Linked DNA regions of Homo sapiens: region 1 is linked to region 2. Evidence: chromatin loops called from intact Hi-C (ENCODE). Cell type or tissue: body of pancreas. All regions are shown on one strand. Each heading gives the region's core, and the rest is flanking DNA. Links, peaks and the distances in the headings are about the cores only. Region 1 overlaps COL4A4 (collagen type IV alpha 4 chain). Region 2 overlaps COL4A4 (collagen type IV alpha 4 chain).

The links. Peaks named below come from ENCODE experiments on the same cell type or tissue, not always from the same donor. Only the 100,000 strongest peaks of a DNase experiment are listed, where the experiment ranks them.
Region 1: it touches region 2 in a loop (2.1-fold over the local background); 20 of 110 quality-filtered maps call a loop at or near these places.

The regions. Positions count from the first base shown.
Region 1 is chr2:227,029,128-227,037,738 of GRCh38, reverse strand. It overlaps COL4A4 (collagen type IV alpha 4 chain), which reads left to right. Exons shown (of 48, transcript NM_000092.5): 38 at 4,258-4,329; 39 at 5,463-5,591; 40 at 5,684-5,794; 41 at 7,141-7,296. Among named protein-coding and RNA genes, the nearest start is that of COL4A4, 130 kb to the left of the region's middle. In body of pancreas, for the core only: a CTCF peak has its summit at 4,168 (motif pointing left); a DNase peak (open chromatin) is centred at 4,168; H3K27ac peaks cover 331 bases.
Region 2 is chr2:227,111,933-227,120,488 of GRCh38, reverse strand. It overlaps COL4A4 (collagen type IV alpha 4 chain), which reads left to right. Exons shown (of 48, transcript NM_000092.5): 6 at 550-594; 7 at 1,728-1,844; 8 at 5,793-5,861. Among named protein-coding and RNA genes, the nearest start is that of COL4A4, 48 kb to the left of the region's middle. In body of pancreas, for the core only: no CTCF peak of the experiment used is centred there; no DNase peak of the experiment used is centred there.

The DNA of each region.
Region 1 (8,611 bases), core at 399-8,398, 83 kb after region 2:
AGAGGATGTGGAGAAATAGGAATGCTTTTACACTGTTGGTGGGAGTGTAAATTAGTTCAACTGTTGTGGAAGACAGTGTGGCGATTCCTCAAGGATCTAGAACCAGAAATTCCATTTGACCCAGTGATCCCATTACTGGGTTTATACCCAAATGATTGTAAATCATTCTGCTATAAAGACCTATGCAAATGTATGTTTATTGCAGCACTATTCACAATAGCAAAGACTTGGAACCAACCCAAATGCCCATCAATGATAGACTGGATAAAGAAAATGTGGCACATGTACACCATGGAATACTATGCAGCCATAAAAAAAGGATGAGTGCATGTCCTTTGCAGGGACATGGATGAAGCTGAAAACCATCATTCTCAGCAAACTAACACAGGAACAGAAAACCAAACACCACATGTTCTCACTCATAAGTGGGAGCTAAACAATGAGAACACATGGACATAGGGAGAGGAATATCACACACTGGGGCCTGTCAGTGGGTGAGAGGCTAGGGGAGGGATAGCATTAGGAGAAATACCTAATACAGATGTCGGGTTGATGGGTGCAGCAAACCACCATGGCACATGTATACCTATGTAAAAAACCTGCACATTCTGTACATGTATCCCAGAACTTAAAGTGTCATCATCATCATCATAAAATGGCTTGATTCCTAGACTTTAAGTACAAATGCCCTTTAAAAGGAGAACACCCAGTTCCTAGTTGGAAAGTAATATAAGATTGAAATAATGAAAACCTAAAGAATATTACCTGTAGCATGACAAGAACTGGAAAGAATATGGATTTTGTATCCATATTTACTGGTAGCAAGTAAAATGTTTCATAAGAAAAAAGAATCTGGAAATGGCTTTCCTCAGAAAAGAGATGCCATGTCCCTTAGAGCTATGAACATCATGGAAATATTCTCCCCCCGCTTTTTTTACTAGATTACTCTCCTCCTGCCCTTCCCCCACAGCACTTACCACACTGGATGTAATTGCCTGTTTGTTCTGTCAAGTCAGGGACAGACTTGTCCCGCATCGTCTTGACAGCACCTGCCAGGAGGTACATTTGGGGCAGACTCTGTGCATTAGGAAACCATATCTTACACCCTTAGTGGGCACTCACATATTTGCTGATACAAAAAATATTTAAATCTTATTTCAGAATCTTTGTTAATAAGAATCTTCCAGGTTTTTCAACCATTACTTATAGTCACAAAGATCTCTCTTCCCATCAGCTTTGAAGTTAGGGTGAGCAGCTGTCCCGTTTTGCCTGGGCCTGAGTGGGTATTTCAGGATGTAGAAATTTCAGTGCTAAAACCAGGAAGAAGTCGCAGGCAAACAGGGACACGTTGGTCACCCTATGTGTTAAAAGTATGAGCCCATATAAAAGCTCTTGGGTGTGTCGAGTAATGTTTTCAGGCTTTAGAACAAAATACAGCCTGAGAGTGGGAATGCAGTCATAAAGAGTTCGCTGGCTAACAAAGATGGGAGCCACAATTCCAGCTGGATTGGAGGTTACATTCACTGACTAGAGAAAGAGCACCCAGCCTGAAAGTGCAGTGTGCTGCAGCCTTAAATGATGGTTGTTTAGCAGGAGGATGACCAGAGAGGTGAATAAAAATTCCTCATTACCCAGAAATGTGCTTTGTTAGCCTAATTGCCTCTCATCTGCACTGTATATATTTTATGCATGAACAACTTTCTGATTTAGAGATGGGATTGATAAAAAGCTTTCAGTAAAAAGGAAAAATTACCCTTACAACCCTACTCAGATGTAGCTGCATTCAATTTAGAACGATAACATTGGGTCAGATAAGGGTCGGCCAGTTCAACAATGGCGAGAGGCTGGGACCGTGACAACCTAGGATCTGGATGTGTTGATGTGACAATGGAGAGCTGGCAGAAGCAGAGACATTCCACCCCAGCCAAGTCCCCAAGCCATCAATCTTGGTGACTAAAGCTGGAGATCAAAACATGTGGAAATAGTGAAGTGGTCCCCCCGAAAATTTATCATTTCAGATAGATTGCAATAAATACCCAGATTTGGCAGATAAAGAAGGTCTGTGTGTTCTTTTGGTGCAAACTTGAAACGTTGGCTCATAAAATAGGAAAGAGGATTGGAGAATAAACTAAGCCAGAACTGTAAAAAGTGGTTAGGAATAAGAGATTTGGGGAAAATAAAGATGCATTCCCATTTTTTTTTTTTTTTTGGTGCACGAGAATATGGCTCATTTGAACCAATCTAAATCCTAGATCTTAAAAGAATAATGACTGTCTGTTTCAAGTACTGATGATAAATAGAATGGAAGCAACTAACTGTGCCAGCTTCTAATAAGAATACACAGAGGACTTGCTTAAAATGAATAGACAATAATTAGCACTTGAATTATTTATATGCAAACTGATACCTCTAACTTCTGTAAATTATATTTGTCCTATAAATCTATTAAAGAAAGATATGGCATACAAATAAAAATTCTACCCTGCTCCTTTTTGTAGCTTTCTCCCTCATCCACCTTGTTCCATATTTTTTCATTCAGTCACTCAACAAACATTTATTGAACACATCCATAGGACCTAGTCTTGAACTCCTATTTACCCTTGAGCAGGGGAGACAGTCACCCAAAGACATGATTGTTTCACAGTGTGGGGTGGACATCAACAATCAAGGGGGTCCTATATCATGGGGGTAGGTGAGGGGCACCTTCTGTGTTCAACCTTATAAGCTGATGGTATTTTTATCCCAAATTTGAGAGATGTGACCCTACACTAAGTAAACAGGCTGGCTGTGCACCGAGAGGCTCTATACACCATGGAATACTATGCAGCCATAAAAAATGATGAGTTCATGTCCTTTGTAGGGACATGGATGAAATTGGAAATCATCATTCTCAGTAAACTATCGCAAGAACAAAAAACCAAACACCACATATTCTCACTCATAGGTGGGAATTGAACAATGAGAACACATGGACACAGGAAGGGGAACATCACACTCTGGGGACTGTTGTGGGGTGGGGGGAGGGAGGAGGGATAGCATTGGGAGATATACCTAATGCTAGATGACGAGTTAGTGGGTGCAGCACACCAGCATGGCACATGTATACATATGTAACTAACCTGCACATTGTGCACATGTACCCTAAAACTTAAAGTATAATAAATAAATTAATTAATTAATTAATTAAAAAAAAAAAAGAACAGCTACTGGGTGGAAGATCTACTGATGAGATAGGAAGTTTTCCAGGCTTGACCAGAGGCTGGGAAGAAGCTTCAGTGCTCGTAGCCATCAGTGGGACAGGACTTGTGAGAAGGCACCCAGCAGATGGCTCAGTGCCCTGGAGATGCTCGATAAATATTCCTTACCTGCTTTCTTCCTTGCCTCTCCTCCTCCAACTTTACCAAGGGCCATCAAGAAGTGTCATTTGAAAAGGCTCTCGTTCAGACAACTTCAACACAACTCAACATACGTTGATAAAAAACCTTAAAAAAAATTTTCCACTGGAAGTGTTTAGTGACAACTTCAGTCAAGCCAGGCTGGTGGACGGCTCTTTGGAGAACTAAACAGAAGGTTCTGAGAGAAGGCACAGGCATCAGTGGGGTAATGTCTGTTTACACAGACGGGAGTTTTCAGTGATCATCGCAAAATAAACTTAGGTTCTGCAGAAAGGCATCAGAATGGTTGTGAAAGAAGTGACTGCAAAGCAATAGCTGGAGCCACACTCGCCATGCAGGCCTGAGCATCGCAGGGCAAGCATTTGCCAGCATGCCACAGGCGCCATGCGTCCTCTCGTCTGACTGCATCTCCATGAGTAGATCCTGAAGAAACCAGGAGCCTGCAGCCCCTAGGAGGGTGCAGTGACCCCAAGCCTGGGAGGTGTGAGGCCTGGATTTGCTCCCATCCGATCTCTTTCCTCATGTAGGGTGATTTTATTGTCATAAAATCAAAGGTCACTTCCTATGCCAAGATTCAGTAATTCTAGACCATATCTGGTCACGATAGGATCAGAAACCAACAGCAGTACTTTAAAACCAAAGAAATGTTTGTGTTAAGCTGTCTTGGCAGAAAATCTTTACCGGATGAATGTGTTAAATAGTCCTGGGCCTGGGTTTCCACCCTGATGATGAAGTCCAGACGCTCAGAGCTGTTTGCTGGCCCCAGCAACGCGCCCTCTGCTGGGCAGTGCCTGCGTTTGTGGCTAGAGTGAGTACCGGTGGCTGGTCTTCCTTTGGGTCACAGGCCTGTGGTGTTTTTCAGGTCCCTCCGGATCACCTGGCCTGAACGGCTTGCATGGATTGAAAGGTCAGAAAGGAACTAAAGGTGCTTCAGGTAAGCACCTAATCGATTCGTAACAGACTGAGCTTCAGTCCATGGTTCATGAGAGAAAGTGGTACCCTCCCTGGTATTTCTGCACTTCATGAGATTTGGAGGCAAAACTGAAAAAAACTGGCTTAGGTTAGAGACACACTATTGGAGCTATTTTTAGTGCTGAAAATGACATATGAAAAGGACATTTGAGAAAACCCTATTTAAGAAGGAATGGTTGGTTAACAGTGTCTTTTGTTGGTATTGCTTGGAATTTTCTGTCCACTAAAAGTACTCTGAACAATTGAGCCAGATTTCAAAATGTTATCCTAACAAGTAAATAGCTGGGGATTTTAGAATTTTTGTATTAAGTATAGTAATGCTATGTTTGACCACATGGGTCAAATTAGTACTAATAGCATCCTTTTATGGCCACTGCTAAAACAAATTACCTACACAATTTGCTGTTATTTTCATACCGCAAACAGGTTAATCTTTGACAAGTGTATCTTGTTCTGTTAGTATAATGCACATTTGTTGCGTTACTTTCTCAGAAAAACCGCTTATGATCAGACAAAGTAGCTGAAACCTAACATGCAAATTTGAGTGACCCTGGGGAAGAGGAATTGTGCTGCTAGGTTTGAATTTATTGTTGGAGAGAGGTGAAATCTTTCTAGTTTGGAAGATCCAGTAATATAGTCACTTAAGATTCATTTAGTAGATCCTCCAAATAGATTAAATGTGTGTGCCTTCCAAGAAAACACTGATGTCCTTCCTTCCCAGTGTGAAATTCCACAATAGTTCTAATCATGCCAGTTTCCACCTCAAATTTCAAAGCAACTTATGCATAATTACTTATTGTATCTCATTTGTTTTTACTCTCTCCATTGTAGAGGTGGGAGGTTGGTATTGCCTCTAAGTTGTTGTTTTTTAAAATCTGGAAAATAACTATAAAAGAAATAAAACTTATGGCTGACCAGTGTGATAGGTCCTAAGAGAGAAATGGTGCAGACATTTGGATCACCACTGCAACCAGTTGTTGGTGTCTGCAGAACCAGCCACTCCTCTGCCGCTATTGGGAAGTGGTTCCTTTTCAGGCACTATAACAGGGACAAGAAAAGAGAAGATATAGTATTAATTCTGTTTTCCCCATTAAGGTTTGCATGATGTGGGGCCACCTGGTCCAGTGGGAATACCTGGGCTAAAAGGGGAGAGAGGAGACCCTGGGAGCCCAGGAATCTCTCCTCCAGGTCCTCGTGGAAAGAAAGGTCCCCCAGGACCCCCAGGTAAGCTGTAGCATGCTTTGCCCTTCTTTCAATAACTAAACCAAAACCTTCCAAATGCAATGAGGATAACATGTGAACATGTCTCTTCTTAGGGAGTTCAGGACCACCTGGTCCTGCAGGTGCCACAGGAAGAGCTCCTAAGGACATTCCTGACCCGGGTCCACCTGGAGATCAGGGACCTCCTGGTCCTGATGGCCCAAGAGGTATGAGAGAATCATGACAAAGGATGGCAGTGCTCCCTTTGTTAGATGCTGCCAGCTCTGGAGGAATGTGGGACCAGAGAGTGGCAGAATAGAAGCACTGAAGCAGCCCCCCATCAGCTTGGCAGGTCGATAAGTGGGACACAGTTAGGGTGGGACTTTGGGTAGTGGTGGGCTCTCAGGACCATATCCAGGACCAGGACTTGGCCCTCTCTTCAATTTCAGCTCTGTTAGACCCTCGTCTCTTCAGGCTAGAAACTGATAAGCAAGCGTTTCTTATCACCAGCTTGATGCTGACCAAATGTCTTCAGAAGTGGGTGGCAAGTGGGAATCGCACCCTCCTTGTTGGTCTCTAGCAACTGTCACATAAACCACTGGCACTAGCCCAGAGTGACAGGATGCAGGCTTGTGGCACACAAGAAACAGTCTCTTCATGTGCTGCTGACAGTACATGTTGTTTCTTTCATCACTTCACAGGGACAAACTTTGGTAAGGAAAGATGTTGGAAGTCATTACTAAGCTGACCAAGTAGGTTTAGGCTAGAGCTGGGTTGGGAGTTGGGAGAAGAGTGTGGCTCCGTGTGATATCTTGCTAAATGCAGGCAATTGCATTCATACAAGCTCTTAGAACTCTTCCATAAAGACACATGCCCATCATCTTTGAATCTTTAGGATTTTAGGGATCATACACTGAAAATAATAAAGCTCTCAAAAGTGCGCTAAGAAGTACAGAAGCTAAGTAGGAATATAATTGGGGTCAATTTATTCCTATTTGTGGGAACTTGTTTTCCATTAGGATTATAAATTTAATCGAGTGAACATTCCTTTCCCACCAGACATATTTCCTCAAATGCCTGTCTATCTGTCCATCAGTCTATCCATCCATCCATCCATCCATCCATCCATCTGTCCATCCAACCATCTATCCACATATCCATCCATCCATCCATCTTATCTATCCATCCAACCGTCTATCCACCTATCCATCCATCCATCCATCCATCCATCCATCCATCCATCCATCCATCCATCTTATTAAAGCAGTAAGATGGCAATGCAAACAAAAACCCAAAATGATATTTTCAACAGGAATGACTTTGAAGGGAAGGAAGGTTTTGCTTGGGTTCATTTTGTCTAACAGTTACCAACCCATTATCTACACCATTTCTCAACTTGGTATTATGATTCATTCTATTTCATTTCTGTTATCATTGACTTTCTTATTCTTCTAATTCTCTTTATTCCTTGCTTGCAAGTCATTGAATTGTTTTTCTTCGGAAGCTGTCAAGCAGCCAGTATACACATTCGTCTTTGACTAAAAGAATATTTTTGTCTCTTCTCTGTGGTCAGGAGCACCTGGGCCTCCAGGCCTCCCTGGGAGTGTTGACCTTCTGAGAGGGGAGCCAGGTGACTGTGGTCTACCAGGGCCACCAGGTCCCCCTGGCCCACCAGGCCCTCCAGGATACAAAGGCTTTCCAGGATGTGATGGAAAAGATGGCCAGAAAGGTATGAATGTTGTTCCGTTAAGTAATATGTGAATAACTTGGTTATCTTACCCTTGAGGGTCTGGGGTACTGTGCCGCCATTTCTATTTCCTATGCAAACAAAGTGACTACCTTCCAAAATGTCCTTATTTCCCCAAAGAGTCCTGAAGTTTGGGTCAAAGTTGGACAAGTAAAAGGAAGAAACACAAGTTCATCTTTAGCCCCTAATAATACTCTTGATAATCTTCCAGGCCAGAATTGAACAGTAGAAATGTAATGCAAGCCACATGTGCAATTTAAAAATATAGTAGACACATTTTAGCAAGTAAAAACAAGTGAACTTTCATACTTTATGTGATTTAACATAATATATTTAAATATTTTTATTTTAACATATAGTTAATATACATTTATCAATGAGATAATTGAGCTGATTGTGCAAACCTAATTCCTTTTGCAAATAAGCCACTCCTTCTTCCTGCTTTTGAAATCCCTTGTGTGTTCCACACTGACAGCACAGCTCAGGTTGGACTGGCCACATTTCAAGTGCTAACTAGCCATGTATGGTTAGTAGCTTCTGTATTGGACAGCTTAGTTTTAGACTGCTGACTTTGCTTTTTTATATTCCTGCAAAGATCCCGAATCACTGAATTTCCCCAGTATTTGAGGTTAAAATATTTATTTTAATCAATTTTTATCCAACTGCTAATATTTGGGGAGATCAGTTTTTGGTCACCAGAATTTCAGAGAATTTTTAGGTTCAAAGAAGCTTTTTGTTGAAAAAAGATGACTAATGAGTATCCATTTTAACTTCCCTATTTCATAAATAAGGAAGCTGGATATCAGAAAAGCAACAGTTGAAATTTGCAAAAAGAGCCCAGTAACGAGCACCTTGCCTGAGTTCTGAACCAAGTGTGAAATAAGGCAAAAGATTAGGTCACAGATAAAAATCACTGTGAGGCCGCCATGACTATAGTGCAAATGGCATCTGTGGAATTGTGCAGTGCACAGCCTGTAGAACAGTATGGAGCAAGCCTGTTCATCTGTATTAGCAATGAAATCAATTTTAGAGAATGTGGCTCAAATCTATGGGTAAGTAGGCTTCCAATGATTGAACTTCAGAATTGGACTGACGTGCTAACACTCTAGTCACCAAGAGGAAGGAGGAAGGGGCTGGCTAACACTCCTCCTCCTTAGTTACTCTAGGGAATAAATCTCTACCTGGACATGAAGTTCAGGACTGAGGAAATAAAACACCATATGAATACCAGTGATCTACATAAGGATACACAGGGAGTTAGAAATATTGGTGGAACCGCTAATCATGCTTCTTGACT
Region 2 (8,556 bases), core at 541-8,540:
TTCATGGCTTTTTAAAAAACCTACATGACATTAATTATATGCATCACACTGAGTTTTCTCTTTTCACTCAACAATATGTCTTAGAGACCATTCCTTATCAGGCTATGTAGATTGAACTTATTCCTGAAAAAACATTGTATAATATGCCATAGTATGAATAAAACTATAGTTTATTCCCTGTTGATGAGCACTTGAGATTCTACCCCAACTTTGGGTAGTGCAGATGTGCAAAAATAATCCTATCAATTGCCTGTGTTCACAGTTAAGGGTTTGTTACTCTAGGATCGAGATTCGGAGTGTTAGATTTCTGTTCACAGCATGTTGAATGATTTACTTAAATCAGTACTGCTAGGCTGTTTTCCCAAGTACAAAAGAAAAGCACAAGAATTGGTTCTTAAATGTTGGCTTTTAGACTCATCATGTAAAAAATAGGTGACAATGACTGCTCAGCATGTTTAAAGATGAGTAATTAATTGTTACTATTTTCAAGTAAATCAGCTTATTAATTTAATAATTTTTATCTCTTTGTTTTATTTTCTGGGATTTTAGGGTCCAACTGGTGTTCCTGGATTTCCAGGTTTAGATGGCATACCTGTAAGTATCCCTAAATTTTCTCCACTTTTTTCAAAAAGGCAGAAGTACTCATCAAAATCCTTAAAACCACATGTATATATACATAAAATATATATTTATAGAAACCACAATATATATATTATATATAGCAAATATTTGCTATATATACCACAAGCAACGTAATATATATATATCTTTCACCATAATATATATCTACATATATAAAAGATATATATTAGATATACAAGATATAGAATACATTAGGTTGGTGCAAAAGTAATTGCGGTTTTTGCTGTTACTTTCAATCCCCCACAATTACTTTTGCACCAAATATATTGTATATATAAGATATGTATAGTATGTATACTATACAATATGTATCTTATATTTTACATATATAAAATCTATAGTATATACGATATATAGCTATCTTACATATATTTTATATAGTATCTTATATCTTACATATAGTTTATATATCATAATATCTGTTAATTATATATTGTATAACATGTATAAAATATGGTGCAAGATATATATATGTTATGGTGCATGGTATATATTATACATAGCAAACTCTTTTTATATTTTCTCATTTTAGTGCATGAAAGGGTGTTTACATTTAAATTTTGTACAATAACTCCCAGAGCAAAACACTTTACTTGGAAAGCAACGTTTTCTAACAGGTTAGAGAAAAAATTCCAAAATATGAGCTAGGTATACTTGTTATGTCAAGTACAATGTTCTTGAAATTAATGCATACTCATAAGGAATGTTTTTATTTGCTGATGAGTCCTAATATTTGTAGTGAGCTTAATACTCCCATTTCTCATATGAAAATGGAATGGAAAAAAAAAAAGAGGTATGTGGGGGCTTTATAATTCATTATAGTATTTCTAAGGATTTTAAGGAAGGTCCCCTCCTCAATTTCCCAGAGTACTGCAAACTAAATTAGTTTAAATTTGTTATCTTAAAAAAAATTTAGGTTTTATTTTTACATGCTACGTAGCCTTTTGGGGTAAAGAGAAAGTTTCACAAAACTAAACAGTAAATGTGTGAATCACAATTGCCATAATTTGAGTATTCATATTGCATAACCTTTATGTAATGATATTTTCGCAAAAATGCTTCACTTATAATTTTGTTTTCTGCAGGGGCACCCAGGGCCTCCTGGACCCAGAGGCAAACCTGGTATGAGTGGCCACAATGGCTCAAGAGGTGACCCAGGGTTTCCAGGAGGAAGAGGAGCTCTTGGCCCAGGAGGCCCCCTAGTAAGATACCCACAGTTCATCTTAACAGGAATCTTAAGTGAACAGGCCCTGTGGTGGAACAGGCTTGATGTATTCAAGAAACAGAGTTAATACAAGTGTGCCTGGAGCATTGTCAACAAATGGGAGTGGCTGGGGGATAAGGACAGAGAGATAGGCAGGACTTAGAACATGCAGGACTTTGTGGATGATGGAAGGAGGCTAGATTTTCTTATCCATGTTAGGTAAAGGCACTGGATGGTTTTAAGGAAGGAAGCAACATGATCTGATTGATGTTTCATTAAGATGTCTCTGGCTGCTGTGAAGAGAATAGATAGTAGGGAAAAAAGAGCAGAGAGACCAGGTAGCAAAATGTAAATTGTTTATCATTCAGGGTTAATTGCAGAAACAAACCCCACTAGGTATTTTGAACAGAAAGGGATCTGCTACAGGGATTCTGGCACTTATTATAATAGTTGGAAGAGTAAAACTTAGGACCACACGAGACCACTGATTTCAAAGGTTCACAGCTAGCTGAGATCCGGAGTCAGGAAGCTGTAACTGCACTGTAACCACTGCCTGTCACCCCACGTCTAGACACTAGCAAACAGAACACTCAAGTTTCTGCTTTCCTGCTTGGCAGCAACAACAGACCAGGAAGAGAATCTCTTCCAAACTTCTGCCTTCCACATCTCCTAGGTGGAACCTAATTCACATCCAGCTATAAAGGAGTCTGGGCAATGTAGTTTTTATCTTTCTAGCCCCTGTAATGCAAAAAAATATATTAGAAAAGATTTGGAATGGATGTCCAGCAACAGTTGATAGTATCCAGCACTTGGGGGAAAACTTACGGCTCTTAGCTTTTTTTTTCTTCAGAATTTTGGACTTTCATTTAAACATAACTGGAGCAAGAGCTACCCCCCATATTCCCTTTCTTTCTCTCTTTTTCTTTTTCTCACTTAAATAAAGATCAGAGATTATTTGACCTTTCCAAATTGTTTTTCTGTGATTTTTTTTTTTTTAGCATTTCTCCCTTCCTTAATAAAATATCATTTCACAAGTTTCTTTCTAGAAAGTTTTCTTAGCATGACCACCATAATCATTCATTCTGCTGTCACTCACGAGTCTTCCTTTTGCTCCAGATTCTAGAGGAACTGATCTGAACACTAAACTCAAAAAGAATTTTCCATACTCACATTTTTCTTCTGGTATCAAATAAGAACATCCACCACCTTTCATTGTTAAGTTTTTCAACCATCCTTTACTTTCAAACTCAGCCATTTGAAAACTCAAGTGCAGTCTGGTGAATGCACATTTATTAAGCTCCTCAAATCAGGCCAAACCTCATTCTACAGATTCATGAGCATTCAAGAGAGCAAGGGTTCTCAGTTTTAACTTTAACATAGCATGCAGTACCAGCCACAATCCTGAAGTTTGTCATAATGGTCTCTTTGCAAAGCAACCAACTTCCCCTTGACTCATTTACTATACAGACACCCCTCACTTTGCACAGTAAAGTAAGAATGACCAGGCAAGCTAAAAACCACGCAAAGAAACCTTATCAACTGATGAGAAAATTAATATTGTCCCATGACTTTTAAAATGTTTTGTTAAAACATTAGAAACTTTGCCAGTTATATAAGGAAATGAAAAAACTAAATATTTCTTTAATATACTGTAATTTGAAGCATTGAGAACCAAAGTGTTTTATTTCTTTGTAAAAACTTATCAAGAGTAGTTTCAACAGTACTTGCCTTTTTCTCATCATGTAACTTGTGATACTAAAGGAATATGTCTTTTATGTTTTGAGGAAGTATGATACTCCTAAGTTCGGATCTGTTTCCAGTGTTGTGAAATATCTCTCAGGGTTCCTTTAATGTGAAGTTTTCATCTGTGTCACTTTACCTAGGACGCTGTCATCCTTTTCATCACAACCACTTTCCTGGTTTCTCTTTACTAAGTTCCTCTGGCTGCAAATAGTCTCTCAAATGACAACAATCTCATTATTCCCATGATCAGCTATTGCTTCTATAACTCCACTTATGTTTTATTTGAATTTCATTTCCAGCATTACCATTTTCATTTCTTTGCTTCATTTTCATCATTATTGGCCGATTTCCTCTTCCAACTATCCATTTTTGTAAAATGTTATTTGGGTTTATTGCTGGGAGATAAGGAGGCAAGCCAGCTACAAACTTTGCTGTCTGTGTCTGTGTGTGTGCTCTGAATAATACGTGTGCAGGGGCCAATCACAGACAGACTTTGACAGAAATCATTGAAACTGACCCATTAGTCCCAGAGATGTTCTTTGGATCAACATAGAAATGGATCCTTCTGATCTTAAAGTTTGAAACCTATGTGTTTTATCTGAGTTCCTTCCTCAGGAGAGGACCCCCAGGCCTCTCAAGAAGTATCAAAGAACTGAAACACACCAGATCATGGCATCCAGACAATGAGATGCCAGACCCCTGATTTTGTTTCCTTACCTAGGTCCTGTTTTCCAATACATTGTTACGTTTCTTCCCTGCTATGTGAACCCCTAATTTTAGTCAGTCCAGGAGATGGATTTGAGACTGATCTCCCAACTCCTCAGCTGCAGCACCTAATTAAAGCCTTCTTCCTTGGCAGTAGTCGTCCTCTCAGTCATTGACTTTCTTTGCAACATGTTTTGGTAACATCACGTGATCATGCAGTAATCACAATTCACATCTGTTATTTATATAGCGATTTGTGGGCTGAGAGGATAGCAATGAAGTTTGTACGTTATGCAAGTACTCAATACACAATGGTGACTGAAATTTGAACCATGTTGTTGGAGAACTGGTGTTATTTAACTTAACTATGAAACTGAAATTCATTCAGACTGGAACTGTGCAAAGCCAAAACTGCAGATACTACCAAACCTGATTTCTCAAGTAAATTGTTGATGCAATTTAACCTTATGCTGTTAAATATCTCCCATCAGAAGCCAAGTCAAGCACTCCTCTAAGAGAGATTAACTTTGAAATGTATATATCTTTCATATGAGCTTGATATATAAAGATGGTAGGATTTTTATGTGGTAACCAAGAGAAGATATATTAAGAATTGAAGTAGGGGCCGGGCACAGTGGCTCATGCCTGTAATCCCAGCACTTTGGGAGGCCGAGGCGGGTGGATCACGAGGTCAGGAGATTGAGACCATCCTGGCTAACATGGTGAAACCCCGTCTCTACTAAAAAATACAAAAAAATTAGCCAGGCACGGTGGTGGGTGCCTGTAGTCCCAGCTACTTGGGAGGCTGAGGCAGGAGAATGGCAGGAACCCGGGAGGCAGAGTTTGCAGTGAGCAGAGATCGCGCCACTGCACTCCAGCCTGGTAGACAGAGCGAGACTCTGTCTCAAAAAAAAAAAAAAAAAAAGAATTAAAGTAGGATATTAAGATATTAAGTAGGAAAACCTTGGGGAGGGGAAGAATACACTGAGGTTATTTCATTCACTTTTAAAAAATATCCTAAGCAAACTAGCAACTATATACAAAAACCTTCTGAAAGGAACATGTTATGTTTTTAAAAATAATTCTTAGGCCTATTTTGAATACAAGTACTGAAATGGATAAAATCTCTCTCTCTATATATATATATACGTTTTACTGTTTCTAGGGCATAAATTAACAATTGCAAAATTAGTTATTTGTAGGAACAATGCATGTGTTTTATATTGTAAGGAAATATGAAAATTTTCTGCTAAATAGCTATATATGAGTAGATATTCTGTCTTAGAAGATTCCTTAACAGATCTTAACTGAATATGGAGTAAATATATGTGAGAACCTTAGGGTGATAATAATATGGAAGAGGATACAGAAATGTCTTCTTGTTAATCATGTCAATAATGGTAATTTTAACTGATGAGTTATATTTTATATAGAAAAGAAAATACTGAAATGGTAATATGCTATTTTCCTGTTAAGTACATACATATTTTATTTTCAGGGCCATCCTGGGGAAAAGGGAGAAAAAGGAAATTCAGTGTTCATTTTAGGTGCCGTTAAAGGTATTCAGGTAAGTATTATGATCATGATGGGTTAAAAAATTTTTTCTTCCAAATAGGTAAGCCCATGCAGGAAATACTCAGACAGGATTTTTCTTCAAAATGTCCCTGAATACACCAATTTTTATCATTACCCTGACCCTCAGGGATGGCATCATGCTTTTGTGTGAAGGCAGTGGCTTTAGTCGCCAGTAAAATTCCAGCACTGTAAAATTCCATTACTTCTGAACTAGTCAGAACTGCAAGGGATGTATTTATTTCAAGGTTTCTCAACTCCTGACATTGTGGGCCACATATTCATTTGGTGTGGGGCTGACTTGTGCATTATAGGATGTTGAGCAGAATCCCTGGCCTCTGGCCTCTACTCATTAGACGCCAATAGCATCCCCCACCTCTGAACTCCCCAAAGCGTATATCCAGACATTACCAAATGTCCCCTGGGGGGAAATCACCCCAGTGGAGGACCACTGATTTATTTGTAATTAAAACATTGTAATATTAGTACTTGCCATCCAGTACAGTAAAAGTCACCATTATTGAACTTGAAAATGATGTAAACCTTATAGCACTTTGCTTGATACATTTAATGGTGTTGTGTTTTCAGCAGGGAGTGATGTCCAAATGTTCAGAAATAAACTCTTGAGTGACCACCTCATCTCTCAGATGAGAAGCCATGGATGAGTGATGGGGATCAGTGGAAATGATGCATTAACAGGAAAATACAGCCCATGTTCAAGATGTGTGGTCATTTCTCTTAAGGAAGAATATTCTGCAGCAATTAGATAGAACTAGTCCTAGATTGCTTCTATGAGACCCTAGGTTCTGTGCCACGCAGAATGGACACACCTGAGCAGTGATCCCTTTAGTAAGCTCACTGTTTATGTGTGTAGCCTCTGTGCCTATTTGTCCTTCTTAAACAGCAAGAACGATGGATTTGTTTATAGCTTAAATGATATATTAATAAACTAAACGTCAACAGCAGGGTCATTCTAGGAACCAGGATGGTGTATTGGAAGGAGAGAACTGAGGCTTACTCTCCACTGTGACTTTAAGCAACTCCCTTAACCTCCTCAGCCTCATGTTCGTTATTTGTGAAAGAAGATTAAAATAATATTTACCCTGCCCCTTTCTTAGTGTTGTTAAGACTGTTATAATAATTTATATTGCAGCACATTGTAAATGGTAATGTCCCATATTAGTTATAGTGAGCATTTTTTTGTAATTGTGGTAATAGAGGACATGTGACATACAAATATAGAAGGGGGATGAATATAGAGAATTCCTTATCTTAAGGGGAAACAGAAGATCCCTAATAAAAATGACCTGTAGATCAATAACCTTTGAGAGACAATGCTCTTAAGAGTCTATATCCACTTTATACTCATTCTAATGGCTATGATAAAAAAAACAAATCTAGCAATTGTTGGCAACTACATGGAGAGTTGGAGCCTTATGCATTACGGGTGGGAATGGACAATGGTGCAACCCCTGTGGAAAATAATATGGTAATTCCTCAGTAAATTAAACATAGAATTACTATATGATCCAGCAATTCCACTTCTGGATATATACCCCAAAGAACTGAAAGCAAGGACTTGAATGGATATTTGTACATGCATGTTCATAGCAGCTTTATTCACAGTAGCCAAAAGGTGGAAGTAATCGTGTCCATCAACAGATGAATGGATAAACAAAATGTGGTATATTCATCCAAAGGAAGACTGTAAAAGCTTTAAAAAGGAAAGATATTCTGACACATACAACAACATGGATGAACCTTGAAGATATAATATTATGCTAAGTGAAATAAACCAGTCAAATATCATATGATTTCACTTATATAGAAAAATAGTCAAATTCATACAGATGGAAAATAGAAGGGTGGTTGCCAGTGGCTGCAGGGAAGAGGGATGGGGAGTTAGTGTTTAATGAGAACAGAGTTTCCACTGGAGGAGACATAAGAGTTTTGGAGATGGATGGTGGTCATGGGTGAATAACAATGTGAATGTACTTAATGCCACTTAAGTGGCATTAAGTGAACTACCTGTACACTTAAAAATGGTTGAAATGGGCCAGGCGTGGTGGCTCACGCCTGTAATCCCAGCACTTTGGAAGGCCAAGGCGGGTGGATTACCTGAGGTCAGGAGTTCGAGACCAGCCTGGCCAACATGGTGAAACCCCGTCTACTAAAAATACAAAAAAATTAGCTGGGCATGGTGGCGCATGCCTGTAATCCCAGCTATTTGGGAGGCTGAGGCAGGAGAATTGCTTGAATCCAGGAGGTGGAGGTTGCAGTGAAGGGAGATGGCGCCACTGCACTCCAGCCTGGGTGACAAGAGCGAGACTCCATCTCAAAAAAAAAAAAAGGTTGAAATGTCATATTTTAACTTACATATATTTTACATTTTAAAAAAAGAGGCTTCATTCAAGAGAATATATAGCCTTTGATCTTTTAAAGTAGGTTGAGTCTCAGCACAGAGTCACAAGGCGATAGAAGTAGACAGAGGCTGGTGTGAGGCAATTTCCACCTGAGTTTCTTTTCTGTCCACTCTAGGGTAGTCAAGGGGGTCAAGATGTTTATAAAGCATAGCAAGGTGTGGAAAGACACCAGCAACAGGTAAACTGTGAGGAAACGGGACCACTGGATTGAGAATTTAGAACAATTTAAACAAAGAAAAAATCTCATTTTGATTCCATGTCATTACT